Regions from separate parts of the Mus musculus genome. Here region 1 is linked to region 2. A link is a contact called in ENCODE Hi-C or POLR2A ChIA-PET data. All regions are on one chromosome and are shown on one strand. The core of a region is the stretch at or near the end of the contact, and the rest is flanking DNA. Distances in the headings are between cores, read along the strand shown. Region 1 overlaps B4galt5 (UDP-Gal:betaGlcNAc beta 1,4-galactosyltransferase, polypeptide 5). Region 2 holds the start of B4galt5 (UDP-Gal:betaGlcNAc beta 1,4-galactosyltransferase, polypeptide 5).

Region 1 (6,847 bases), core at 2,616-5,115, 49 kb before region 2:
AGGGAAGGTGACACTTGGCCCTACAGAAAGCAGCTGTAGAATGCTAAGACAATGGACCAGTCACAGGGCATTTTACACATCCTAAATTTATTCCACCACATGCAAATATGTAGGCAAACTATTGGGGGGATCCACCCCCCCCACCCCCAAGCAAACAAAAACTCACTTATTGCTTTTAGAACAAATTACTTTTAGACTATGCCTGGCAAAGCTTTTAAGTGCACACAATGAAGAGCAGCCGGGTAGCCCCTGATAGGGTTTCAGCTCCGGGCAATACTTCACAGCTCACTTTCTGACCTCAAAGCAGCCTCCTTAGGTCCCATCTGAGTCACTCAAGTGTAGTGACTTCTCAGGTTGGCACTTAGTGGCAAAGGCTGTCAAACACCCATAACAAGGCCCCACCCTGGGTCCCACAGGAGACTCAGGTGAAGGTTGAGTGAACCATTGAGATGAGATACAGTTCTCCGGAGAAGGTGACTCCAGGGATGGAGACATCTTCACAGCATGCTCTACAGACTGTCACATCTATCAGGAGGGTGACTCCCCTCCCACTGGCGTTGAGACCCCCTCTGCTGTGCTCAGCTATCTCCCCAGGGCCAGCACCCCTGGGTCTTCCTGCCACCTTCCCTGGATCGCAGTACCTGTGATACCCACTGCCCATCTCCATTTTCCATCCTTCATCCGGTGTCACTTTTGAACTGTATTCAATGATTCTTTTTTTTTTTTTTTTTTAAAGATTTATTTATTTATTATATGTAAGTACACTGTAGCTGTCTTCAGACACTCCAGAAGAGGGAGTCAGATCTTGTTACGGATGGTTGTGAGCCACCATGTGGTTGCTGGGATTTGAACTCCTGACCTTTGGAAGAGCAGTCGGGTGCTCTTACCCACTGAGCCATCTCACCAGCCCCTCAATGATTCTTGAGAATGCCCAACTTTCCCTGTGTCCCCTGCAGCCGCACTTCTTCCGGGATGCAGCACAGCTCCATGCTTCCTGCTGTCCGTCCCACAGACCCCACCCAGACCCAAGCATCTTGTCTTCTGTAACCCCTAACCCTCTGAGTCCTGTTCTCAGCACCTCCTCCCCCCTCCTCCAGGAACTGATCCTCCAGGCCAAAATGGCTCTTTCCCTGATGCCCTCGCCAGATTACAACTTCCCACCTGCTATTTTTGCTTGGTGGTCTTCAGCCCCTTAAACACAATACAGAAGATGGTACCACACAAAGCGGGGAAGATGGCAGCTCCCAAGGACTTCCCCACCCCCCAGGCCTGGGGTCCCACCCTGGCCTCTTCTTCCATCACTCCTTACCACCCTGACATCTTTGCTCTTCACTCTTGCCCCCCAGTGGGCGACGTCCCTAGAAACTGTGAAATCCCACCATATACAGCCCCAACTCCATCTTTCTTAGTATGTGCCCAGCCTCCTTCCCGGTCCCACGGGTCCTGCTGAGTTTTGCCTGCACTTTGGTGCTGTGAGCACACATCTTCCCTTTCCCGGGTCTCCAGCTCTACCCCACATGGCCTCCACTTTGACCAAGTAAGGACCAGCCAGCAGCCTTCTTTCCCAGAACATTCTATGGACTGAGAGTGGTCCCTTCTCTTGTCGGCAGTGACTAGATGCAGGTAAAGAGAATACTGGGGGATGAGGAGGTGGGATGGGTGGAGAGAGCTCGGTGGTTATGAGCACGGACTACTCTAGCGAAGGAGAATCTGAATTCAATTCCCACCACCACCATGGTGGCTCGTTAACTCTAGGTCCAGGTGAGCAAGAGCTCTCTTCTGGCCTTTGTGGGCCTCAACCATGGAAGGGAGGGAGGGAAGGATGACGGACAGACAGACAAGACAGCAGAGCTGGGGCTCTGTTGATGAGAGCTGGCGAACAAGCACGGAGGCCTGGACGCTAATCCCAGCACCACACAAACTGAGCTTGGTGGTACATAGCTACCAGAAGTTCACGACCATCCTCAAGTACACACACAGAACAAGTTAGGGCCAGCCTGGGCTACGAGATGGGAAAATAAGTCAAAATGCACACACACCGGGAATGACAAGCCTTCAATTCCTAACAGTTTGTGATTACAACACGAGCAGGATCTGGCAGAAAGAACCCAGGACTGCCCACCGAGAATGTTCTGGCAGAAAGAACCCAGGACTGCCCACCGAGAATGTTCTGGAGCCAGATCTTCATTCCCTGGTGTCGCCAGTGTGTGGTGTTCTACAGAGGAAGGGAAACCACCCTGAGAGGCAGCTAGACAGAGAGACGACTACCAAGGTTTGGTTATTGAATATGTATTTTTTACTGAAAAAATCATTCATAAATTAACATACAAAAATGTACAAACACATGAGTGAACAATGTAATGACAAGGACTATTTCTGTGAAAAGTGTTTTTAAAACATCTTTAGGTTTCAGTGCAAAAATGTACCCCTGGCACCTTTTAAAACAAAGAGCAAGCTCACAACAGAGACAGTAATGCTGGGCTAAGCTGGCTGCGTCAGTGCCTCAATCTGTTGGTGGTGGGTACGTCAGTGTGTACGCCGCGGCTCTGTGCTGTCCTCTGAGGAAGGGAAGCGATGACAGAGTCCCCTGACAGAGTCCCCCATTTTAACAAAATTAAGGTTTTGCAAATACCCCCTCCCCCGAAGAACCCCTGTGCAGAGAGGGGCCTTGCGCGCACACACAAGGCAGGCAGTTGAGGAGGTCATCTAAGGGTCACTCGTCTGTAGCACTCAGTCATCTGGGCTGCCACAGTACACCAAGGTCACACTCCATTGTCACTGTCATTTTTTTCAAGCAATGACCTACGCTGTGGCTCAGTGGTAGCTTTGGCTGTGACACTGCCCACTCGGTACGTGACTGGGTGGCCAATGACAGACAGTGCCCACAAAAGTCCACACTAAAAACAAACTTGGACATGATTGCAACAGGACAGAAGCGACCCTACTTGAGCAGTAAAAAGACCTTTGTCCCCAAATCTGCATTTTCCCTCTTCAATTAAGTATCAGCCTTTGGCTCAAAACAGTACCCTGTGGCTAGTGTAAGATTGCAGCGCTTCAGCCAGGATACATGCCGCGTGCACCGTTGTCCCTCCAAAGGACACCATGGCTCCAGCACAGTGAAGCACTCCTGGCCTTTGGTATGGAAACAGAAGAATGAGGGAGAGAGGGCTGGGCCGTGACTCAGTGGCAGAGCACTCGCCTAGCGTGGTGGGCCACGGGCTTCATTGCCAGCACTGTGAAACTAACCAAGGGAGGCGGAGGGAGGGTGGAGACCGGGCGGAACCCAGGCTTTATTGCTGTGTGTACCGTAAGACAAGGCAGGTCAACGCAGCGGTGCAGCTCCTTGCCCAGCGCAAACAGATGACGCGGCTCACCAGCTCTCAAGGGCAGACACCTGCTCTCTCATATGAGCGGGAAGCACTCTGCAGTGCCATCTGTTCCCTAGTTACCACACTAGTCTACAAAAAGAACAAAACACAAGAAAAAACAAGGCCTGGCCAATCACTCCCACAGTCTGTGGGGATCATCTGTCCTCAGAACCAACTGTGTGATGCAAAACCCCACCCCCACATATCTACATCCCACCCCCACCCATGTAAACCATGAACATCAAGGGTGCTGAAGGCAAAGAGGCAAAGAGCTTGAGGCCAGAAGAGAGCGTTCCTCACCACACACGATCCCTGCTTTAGGGACTGGGGGTGCAGTGGAGGCAGACACAGGAAGGAGGTGCCCTTTTCAGTGCCCTTTAGGAACTCATGTCAGGGAGCAGGGGAGACTGCTGGGCTGACTGGCCCCTGGCTGACATGCACCCCAGGGCCACCTGCTCCTGGGCTGAGCCCTCCTGACCAACTGCTTCTTAGCACAGCACAGTGGCTTCCTAGAAACTAAAGAGGGAAACGGAGAAATCACTGAAGCCAGCTGGTCATGCAGGCACAGCCCAGAGAAACTGTGGCCAAGTTCCAAAGAAAAAAGGGAACGGTCACCCAGCAGCCACTGTGTGTGTGAGGAGGTGTAGGGAGCTGGACTGTGCTACACAGCACAGGCTGACCTGGAACTTGTGACACAGCTCACACTGGCCTCATATCTCCTGGTCTCTAGCTCCCGCCATCCATACTGGAGTGATAAGCCTGTGCCCTGGGCCTTTGCCTCCCCTCCCCTGCACATCCCAGCTGGCTCCGCTGGGTCTGTAAGAGGGGAGAGCACTGTGCCCCTAACAGCAGTTCCAGCTTAGGGGCTGAGTCTCCAGGAGGAAGTCCTTGGGGGAAGGGGCTAAAGGAGGGGACAGGAAAGGAGGGGCAGAGCAGAGAAGAGGGGCTACAGTGACCGGAGGTTCTTTGTTCCACCCTGCATCCACTTCCTTCCTAGATGACAGGGACTTGGGTGATGACACTCAACTGCGTGGGAACTGGGGTGTTTGCCACCCAAGGTGATCTAACATATGAGGCCCTCACTTTGATGTGGAGCCAGCTATAAAATTAAACTTTAAAAAGGCATTTTACATGGCTTATTTACAACTGCACTTCTTCAAGAAGTGACTGTTATATGTCTATCACACCAAGTCCCTCCCCTCTGTCCTCAGTCCCCACCCAAAGCAGAAAATTTTTCTTTAAAAAAAAAAAAAAAAAAAACCACCAAAAAAAAAAACAACCCCAAAACCCCACAAACAAACCAAAACCAAAACAAAACAAAACAAAACAAAACAAAAAAACCCAAACAAACAAAAACCCCTAAACTAAGCCAAATGAAAAATGAAAACCAAAGAGAACTGTAGAGATGCAGAGACGGGCCTTCAGGCCAGGGGGCTTGGCCACCCATCTATCCAAGGGGCACCTAGCCTGGCCCTGCAGTTCTATGGGTTGCAGCTGAGACAGGACCTGGGGGCGGTGGGGGGGGGGGGACGGACAGGGACGGACGGAAGGGAGTGGCAGGGCAGACATCTGTCTTGTGGAATAGACACCAGTGCTGATGACAGGTGTCCTCAAGTCTCCTGTCCCTGTTGGGCCCTACAGCGAAGGCCTTTGTGCGTGTGCTCTGTGACAGTTTTCTGGAACCCCTATGGTCCTGTGCTCCACTCTCTTCTGTCCTCCTGTGTTGACCCCCAGGATGGCGGGTCGCAGCCCGTCCAAGGGAGCGGTGGGTAGGTGAGTGCGGCTTCTCTTCGCATCTCAGTACTCAGTCACCTGAGCCAGCTCGGGTGTCAAGTTGACAGTTATGTTTTTATACAAGGCGTCGTACGTGACATTCGCAGAGTAGTTCAGGTTGTTGAGGCCATCCAGTCCTTGCCGCTCCTTTGACTTCCTCAGCAGAGCGTACCTGGGGAGCCGAGGACAGAGAGGGAGGAGAGCTGACGCCCAGCTTTACAAGTCCAGGGCAGATGCCTGGACCCGTCTTCCAGCATCTCATCTAATGCCTCTGAGGCCCAAGGAAACGGAGGCTCCAGAGACGAATCCCAGGTCAGAACTGGGGAGCTCCGGAGATTACAGAGGAGGGGCAGAAAGAAGTCAGGCTTAGAGCCCTACCACTCCCTTGTAGATACCTTTACAGCACAGGGGTTAGCAGAAGGTGACCTCAACTCTATCTCACCAATGGTCACCTAAAATGTCTACCCTGGCTCATCAGGACAGATGCACACCCATGGTGCCCGCCACACACTGTGGCAGAGCTGGTGCACGCAGCAATTTCAGCAGTGAGGGGTCAACGGCAGGAGGATGGAGAGCTGGAGGCCAAGCCAAGCATAGACACGGCCGCAAATGACAAAAGCAACAGAATGGGCTGGCTGAGAAAGCTGAGGGGAGAAATCAGCTACCAGCCACCCTGAGGACCAATAAACAGCACCAACCTGCCAAGAAACTGGACCTCTCCTCGATGGTGGTGAGGAATGGACTTGTATTTTCCTGTGTCCCCTTCTGGCCGGCTCACAGAATAGCCTGCATTTTGTACCCTGTCCAAAACCAAAGGAACAACAGTGAGCCGCGGAGACCCAGAGACTAGTAAGCTTTAAGACACCTCTCGACCTCTCCAGCAACAATGTCCAAGCGCCTTCTGTTGCAGCTCACTGAGCTAGTTGATGGTTACTTAACATTTCATGGGTGGGTGCGCGTGCGTGTGCACGCATGCACTTGGATGTGCTTGTGAAGGTCAGGAGACAACCTCGCATGTCACTCTTCAGGCACCATGTGACTTTTCTTTTTGGAGACAAGGTCCCTCACTGGCCCAGAGCTCATCACATAGGTGGACAGCCGGGGGGGGGGGGGGGGGTTTGAGGTCTCCACTTCCATTGCTGGGATTACAGGTGTGTGCTACTGAGACCAACAACTTTTTTGAGACAGGGTCTCACTGTCTGTGTAGCTCTGACTCCCTATATAGAATAGATCTGCCTGACCTGGAACTCACAGACATCCTCCTGCCTGCCTCCCAAGGGCTGGGATTATAGTCATGTGGTACTGTGGTGGTATTGTGACAAATGTACCTACAGCCTTTAATATTTGAACACTTGATCCCCAGCTGGCAGTGCTGTTTGGGGAGGCTTAAAAGATGTGGCCTTGCTGGAAGAAGCCAGTCACTGGAAGTGGGCTTTGAGAATTTACAGCCATTTCCAGGTGGCTCTCTCCACTTCATGTTTGAGGTGGCAGATGTGTGCTCTTAGCAGCCTGCTCCAGCTACATGCCTGCTGCCTCCTGGCCATGATGACTCTAATCCTCTGCAGCCCTAGGCCCAGATACGTTCACCCCTCTAGAAGTCACCTTGGCCTTGGTGTTTTATCACAGCAACAGAAAAGTAACTGATAGATAGAGCCACCACTCTCAGTGCCTTTAAACAAACAAGAAACATGGTTTCAGAGATCAAA
Region 2 (6,431 bases), core at 2,006-4,505:
CTGAAATTTGTGAGCAGATGTCTGTCTGGGTGTATGCGTGTGCCACACATGTGGAGGTACCTGACACTACCAGAAGAGGGCTTGCATTCCTCTAGCACAGTGGTTCTCAATCTTCCCAATGCTGCGACCTTTTAATACAGTTCTTCATGCTGTGGTGACCCCAACCATGAAATTATTTTTTGTTGCTACTAGTTCTGGGACTAGCCTGTCCTACATAGAGAACCTGTCTCAAAAAAAAAATTTAATTAAAAATTTAATGTGTATGGGTGTTTTGCATGCATGCTTGTCTGTGCACCATGCAAGTGCATACCTAGTGCAGAGGCCAGAGGAGGGCAATGGGTCTCCTGGAATCAAAGTTACAGGTGGTTGTAAGCTGCCATGTATCTGCTGGGAATTGAAGTCAGGTCCTCTGAAACAACCAGTGTTCTTAACTGATAAGCCATCTCTCCAACCCTCTAGTATTTTTTTTTTCCCGAGACAGGGTTTCTCTGTGTAGCCCTGGCTGTCCTGGAACTCACTCTGTAGACCAGGCTGCCCTCGAACTCAGAAATCCACCTGCCTCTGCCTCCCAAGTGCTGGGATTAAAGGCGTGCGCCACCACTGCCCGGCTTTTTTTAACTTTTTGAAACAGGGTCTATGTGCGCCACCACTGCCCGGCTTTTTTTTAACTTTTTGAAACAGGGTCTATGTAGCCTTAGCTGTCCTGGAACTCACTGTGTAGACCAGGCTGGCCTCAAACTCATTGAGATCCTCTTGTTTCTGACTCCCAAATGCTAGGATTAGAGGTGTGTACCATGATCATGATACACAGTTTAAACTCATTTTTATAACAATCTCAAATAAGGTTTTTATGTCCTAAGGAACATAAACCCTTACATTCTCTAAACTTCTTTAACCTTTGGGAAAGATTTACCACAGCACAATAGGAAGCTAGACATTTGAGAAATTAAGTTTGTTAACAAGAAAGGCATGGAAGAGGCTGGCAAGATGGCTCAGCAAAGAAAAACACTTGCTGTTCTTGCGGAAGAACCAGGTTCGGGTCCTATCACCAACAGGGTGGCTCCTAACTATGTGTAACTCCAGTTCCAGAGGCTCCAATGTCCTCTGCATTGAATGCATGTGGCACACAGATACACATGCATACACAACAGACACACACATAAAATACATGTCTTTTTTAAAGGCAGGATAAATGAAACAGTCAAATAGTTAACTGTAAGTGAAGGGATGTGAACTATAAGATGTCTCCTCTTTACCACTCCCCTCCACCCCCTTTTCTGGTTTGTGTCAGGAATCAAACCCAGAACCTTGCACAATGCTAGGTACCACTCTACCACCCAGCCACATCCCAGCACTGCTGGTCCTATTCTTTGCCAACAGACTTTGAATAGCAATGGATCTGTTCTCTCAAACACTTCTAAAGTCACTAATGAAATCTCAAGAGAGTTGAGTCTTGCAGTGACACAGGGTTTGGGATTCTAAGCTTGGTGGTGGCGGTGGTGGCGTACACAGGAGCTTCACTGACCTACCACAGAGAAATCTGAAGTAAGTTTCATTTCTGTTGAAGAGTCTGGCTTCTATTCTTTCTCATCGAAAAAGGCTGATCACCATGGAGATACAGGAGATACACAGACCCAGACCAGAAACACCTGTCACTTTCACAAAAGGAAGAAAAATAGAGGGTCTGGCTGGAAGATGCCTGCAGGTTTAAACCTATCACTTCACTCTCATTTTGTGAGAATCTAATATCCTATTCGCTAATGAGCTCTCTTCTCAATTAATTTCACTAATTAGTTATCTATTCTTGTTCAGCCAGAATTCCTGCCCTTCTACTTAGCAAGCCTAACAAGCCACAATAATTATACATCCCTGGTGGAATGCCACTCACCAAATCAGTGAGGACAGTCTCAAGTTAGCTTTTCCATCTTCCCAGGTCAGGCTGACAGCATGAAACACCAACTTTAAACATCAAGTGAAACAAGCTTTAAAAAAAAAAATAATCAGGGGAGAGACTCTCTCCCTCTCTCCCTCTTTCTCTGGAAATTTCTCTGCCAGTTCAGAGTTGCCAGGTCAACAGGGAACACCAGCATTTACTACTCCGATCTCAAAGGCACTTCCCCTAAGCGGCACCCATCCCAACCATCCAGAATTCTCGCCCTCGGCCCCACCCCCAACAGCATCTTCTCATTTTTCACCAAGGGCTGAAGTTTTCACTAGCACTCCAAGACCACACTAAGGGAGGCAAGTCGCATTCCTTAAAACTCTTTCCTTCTGTCCCCCAAACTACCTGTAACAGCGAATATTTATTTATTATGTATGTATTTATTTCGAAGACGTTGGGCGTCCGCTATAGGGAGAAAAGCTTAAAGGGCATTTATGGCCCTCTGTCCTTTAAAGGCTGGGATTCGTGTCCCCATTTTACAGAGAAGAGAAGCTGAGGGCCCAAGGTCATACAGGACATCTGACCTCAGTGTCCTCTGCCTTTAACCCTCTCGCTGCCTTTGCCTTCTCATCAGCGTCCAGTCTGTTCCGGGAAGGGCTCGTTTTCTCTCCAGGCGGTCTCCCCCTCTAAAGGGCGGACCTTGGAGAACTGCTACCCATTCCGTTTCTTCTCTGGGCGACCCCCCCCTCCCTTCCACCTGGCACCGCTTCTTCAAGGCCCCTGTCACAGCACCTCCTCCATGGCCAATTCAAACTTCCCATCGGTCCCCAGAGCAGGTCGGGTCCGCTATGAGCGGCGGGCGAGCGGCGGGCTCCAGGGAGGAGGGGGGGGAGGGGAAAGGGGCGCGCAGCCCGCAGCCCCGCCGGGTCTGGGCAGCCAACGCGCGGCCGCGGAGGGCGCGGGCGGCTGCGTCAGGGAGGAGGCCGCGTGTGCGGGCGGGCTGCGGGGTGGCGCGGCAGGAAACGGCGAGTCACGGAGCGCGGGGTCGGCCGGGGCGGCGGCGCGGGCCGCAGCGGGAAGAGGCGTGGGGTGGCCGCAGGGTCGCCTTCCTACCTATGCCGGGCGCCACATAGACGAAGTAGAGCAGCGAGGACGACAGCGAGAAGAAGAAGAGCGCGGCGAGCAGCGAGCGGCGCGGCAGCCGCAGCAGCCCCCGGCGGGCGCGCATGCTGAGCCGGCGGCCGCTCGAGGGCCAACCCGGGCCCCGCTCCCGCCGCTCCGGTCCGCCGCCTGGGCCTCGGCCGCCGCCTTCCGGGCTTCGCGCGCCGCCGCCTCGCCGCTTTCAGCCGCCGGCCGCCGCGGGCCGGGCCACATGAGGCGGGAGGGGGCCGACGACCAGAGGAGCTCAGCGGCGGGGGCGAGGCGGGCGGGGCGGGGCCTGTTAGGAGGGCGGGGTGAGGGGCGGGGTCTGATGCTGAGGGCGGGGCGAGGGCAAGGGCCGCAGTCTGAGGAGCAGATGGAGGTACCAGACCTGAGGCAGGCCTGATGGGGACCGAGTAAGGGCGGGGCCTAAACTGGGGGCCGGACGAGGGCGGGGCCTGATGTTAAGGGTGCCTCCGCGAGCCTGAGAACACCGGCGGGGACCGGGCTTGAAGTCTGATGGGGAGGGGGATAAGGGCGGGGCCGGGAGCATAACAAGCATTTTGCGGGAGCCTGAGCCTGAGGCCTGACGGGGAGGAGAGAAGGGCGTGGCCTGAGGCAAGGGGGCGGGAATGGGCAGGGCCTACAGTCCGGGGAGCGCATCTGTGGGGCGGGGCCTGGATGTGGGGGCGGGGCGGGGCGGGGCGGGGTTCACGCGCGAGCACTCTAGCCGCAAGATCCTCGAGCGGCCGCCGCCCATGCTGGCAGGAAGCGGCTCGCTAGTACGACTTGGTTCCCGTGCGAGCTCCCCACGCGGGGATCGAGGGGTGGTGGACAATGTGTGAATAGCCAGGTAGCCCGCCGCTGCAGCAGAGCAAGGATGCAGAGGCCGGGGCATTCGTGTTCGCCCTCACTCATCCATTCATTCCAGACACCATTTATGATAAAGTGGCAGTTACGGGTCCTGGGGCCGGGGATGCTCCACGGAGCAAAGATTCCTCTGGGAACCTGTATTAATGCGAATAAGAAAAAAATCAATATAACAGATGATGATGATAAGAGATATGAAAACAATTAGACATGAAGATGTTTCGGATGCATTCTACTCTAGTCTGAGATTGAGGGGGAAGCCTCTCCTTCCTGGGTGGCATGAACACAAAAGAATGTGAAAGTGCCAGGTGGAGAAAGAGTGGTCCCACTAAGGGGAACTACAAATGCAAAAGCCGGAAGGAAGGAAGAAGGGGCTTGATCCGCCTTCAATGAATCCAAGGATAAAATCCCAGGAAAGAAGAAGAGATCCAAACAAGGTCACATCCTACAGGACAGAACAGTGGTGACAACTGTCAATGTTAAGACACCGAGAAACAGGGCTTCTTAGCCAGTAACAGCCTCTCTCTAAGTCCTGAGATCGTGGCTCCCCTACCCCCACTTTGGCCCCATTGCACCGATGAGAAAACTGAAGCTTCTGGAAAGAGAAGCAAGTCGTCTAAGTTGTGAAGTAAGGGCTCAAATCAAAAGTGGCCTGCCACCGGGGCTTGACCACTAACCCCATTTCTCATTCTGCACTGTCATGTGCACTTCCAAGCCTCGACTTTCCCATCACCTCCAAAGCCATGTTTTGGTATGTGTTCCTTTTGGTTTCTCAAACCAGTGCTCTACAAGGACAGAGATTCTGTTTCATGTTTTGCTATGTATGTGCTCAGAGCTCAGTGCCCAGTACCTAAAAGATCAACAGAGGGGATGCAGAGCACCCACTAACACCAGAGGAAACAGAGATGGCTGGCTAGTCCTAAAGTCCCAGAGCAGGCTCCACAGGAAAGGAAGTGAGCAGCTCGGGGCAGGATTCCTCAGAGGGAAGGCATCCAACGGAATTCAAGAGGGAACCAGTCAGGTGACACATTCGGCTGACTTCCACGCTTGCACACAAACGTATACAAGATAAGTAAAATAAATATTATTTTTAAAATGTTAAAATAAAAAGAGCATAGAAAGGTGGGTTGAGAAGGTGATGAGATGGGTCTTTTCAGGATGAAACATCTGATCCTGGTAAGGAAAGGGACATGGCCAGGGGCTCAGCAGGACCCTAAAGACTTTTAGTGGCACTTCTTTCTTTCTTCCTCTTTCATCCTGACCAGTTGCTTCTTGCCTCATCCTTCTCCTGCCCTCTGACCAGGACTCAGTAAAGCAGAGACCTTTGTAAACTCGAGACTTAGGAAATGTCAAGTAGAGGCTCCCTGTCCCTCCTCTCTGGGGTTCCACGGTGAGGACTGAGGACAGAGTCTCTGAAAAGCGTCCACTCTGTAATAGGCGCTGAAGCAATTTGAATCATTCCTGTACTTAACATAGCGATTCCGATTCCACGGTCAACCTGGGCTAAGCGAGACCCTGTCTCAAAGAAAAAAATCACAAGTAACAGGGTGCCCTGCTCTTTCTTCAATCTGCCCTGAAGGTTCCACAAGCCTGCCCTGAGGGGGCCATTACACAATGCATGAACGTGTAGGAGTGAGATAGCATCTTTGGGCTGGACTGTCTCAATTCCAACTCCCGGAGGCAGAAAAAAAAACAACGCCTTTGTAAAGGTCACCCAGGTCCAAGAGCCGCTGGCTGAGCACGTTTCTCCAGCCTGAAACCCTCATAAACTGAGTGTAGTTGACTGGGTGGTTCCTGTGGTCAATAAACTCCCTTTCTACAGAAATGAAACTCAGAGTGAAAAGGCGGGGTAGCACTTGAGGCTGCAGCTTTGAGAGCTGGTAAATCCTCAGGGTGACGCCAGCCTGTGATACCAGCACTTCAGAAACTGAGGCCAGTCTACATTAAAAAAAAAAAAAAATCACTTAATTTTAATGTGTATGCTGCAGGGGCTGGGGACTATGAGCACGTGAGTGCAGGTACCTGCTGAAGCCGGAAGAGGAAGTCAGATTCTTCTGGAACTGAAGTGACAGGCAGCCCAGAGGAAGGGGATTGCCACAAGTTCAAGACCATCCAGAGCTACATATTATAAGACCCTGTTTCAAATATCAACAAGCTTAGAAAGGTTAACACATGGGCTTCAGTACAAGCCTGAGTATCTGTGTTCGAACCCCAAGAATCCACATAAAAACTGGATGCACTGCCCATTACTGTCTGTAGTGTGGGTGCTACTGTGGGAAGGCGAGAGGCAAACACAGAAGAGTCCCAGAAGCTTACAGGCCAAGTTAGTTTAGTATGCTCAGCACACACACACATATACATGCACACACATGCACATATAAACACACACATGCGTGCATATACAAATAAAAAAAAACCTTATTTTTGTTTGGGGTGTAGGGGGAGCACTTTTGAAATGGTCTCATGTAGACCAGGCTAGACTGAAACTCTGTTAGAGGGTGACCTTGAACTTCGGATCCTTGGGCCAGAGACGTGCTCA

Evidence for each region. Hi-C counts contacts between places; a loop is a spot of excess contacts on that map. ChIA-PET counts read pairs that join two places held with the same protein, here RNA polymerase II (POLR2A).
Region 1: a loop to region 2 is called in a map of left cerebral cortex, with 4 times the contacts of the local background. The contact joins the enhancer-like site here to the promoter of B4galt5 in region 2. A Hi-C loop is called at or near these places in 11 of 37 maps with a recorded cell type or tissue (adrenal gland, gastrocnemius, heart and 1 more). POLR2A ChIA-PET finds 5 or more read pairs at or near these places in 3 of 5 experiments (Patski and embryonic stem cell).

Annotation. Positions count from the first base shown.
Region 1 is chr2:167,296,171-167,303,017 of GRCm38, forward strand. B4galt5 (UDP-Gal:betaGlcNAc beta 1,4-galactosyltransferase, polypeptide 5) reads right to left here. Exons shown (of 9, transcript NM_019835.2): 8 at 5,840-5,941; 9 at 2,274-5,313. The coding sequence ends at 5,166. Among named protein-coding and RNA genes, the nearest start is that of B4galt5, 50 kb to the right of the region's middle. Within about 2 kb of position 3,866, at least 1 of the 3 ENCODE cell types and tissues checked has a DNase peak (open chromatin) inside an H3K27ac peak, as active enhancers do; it is heart, where a contact is called at or near this core.
Region 2 is chr2:167,345,923-167,352,353 of GRCm38, forward strand. B4galt5 (UDP-Gal:betaGlcNAc beta 1,4-galactosyltransferase, polypeptide 5) reads right to left here and starts at 3,256. Exons shown (of 9, transcript NM_019835.2): 1 at 2,996-3,256. The coding sequence starts at 3,110.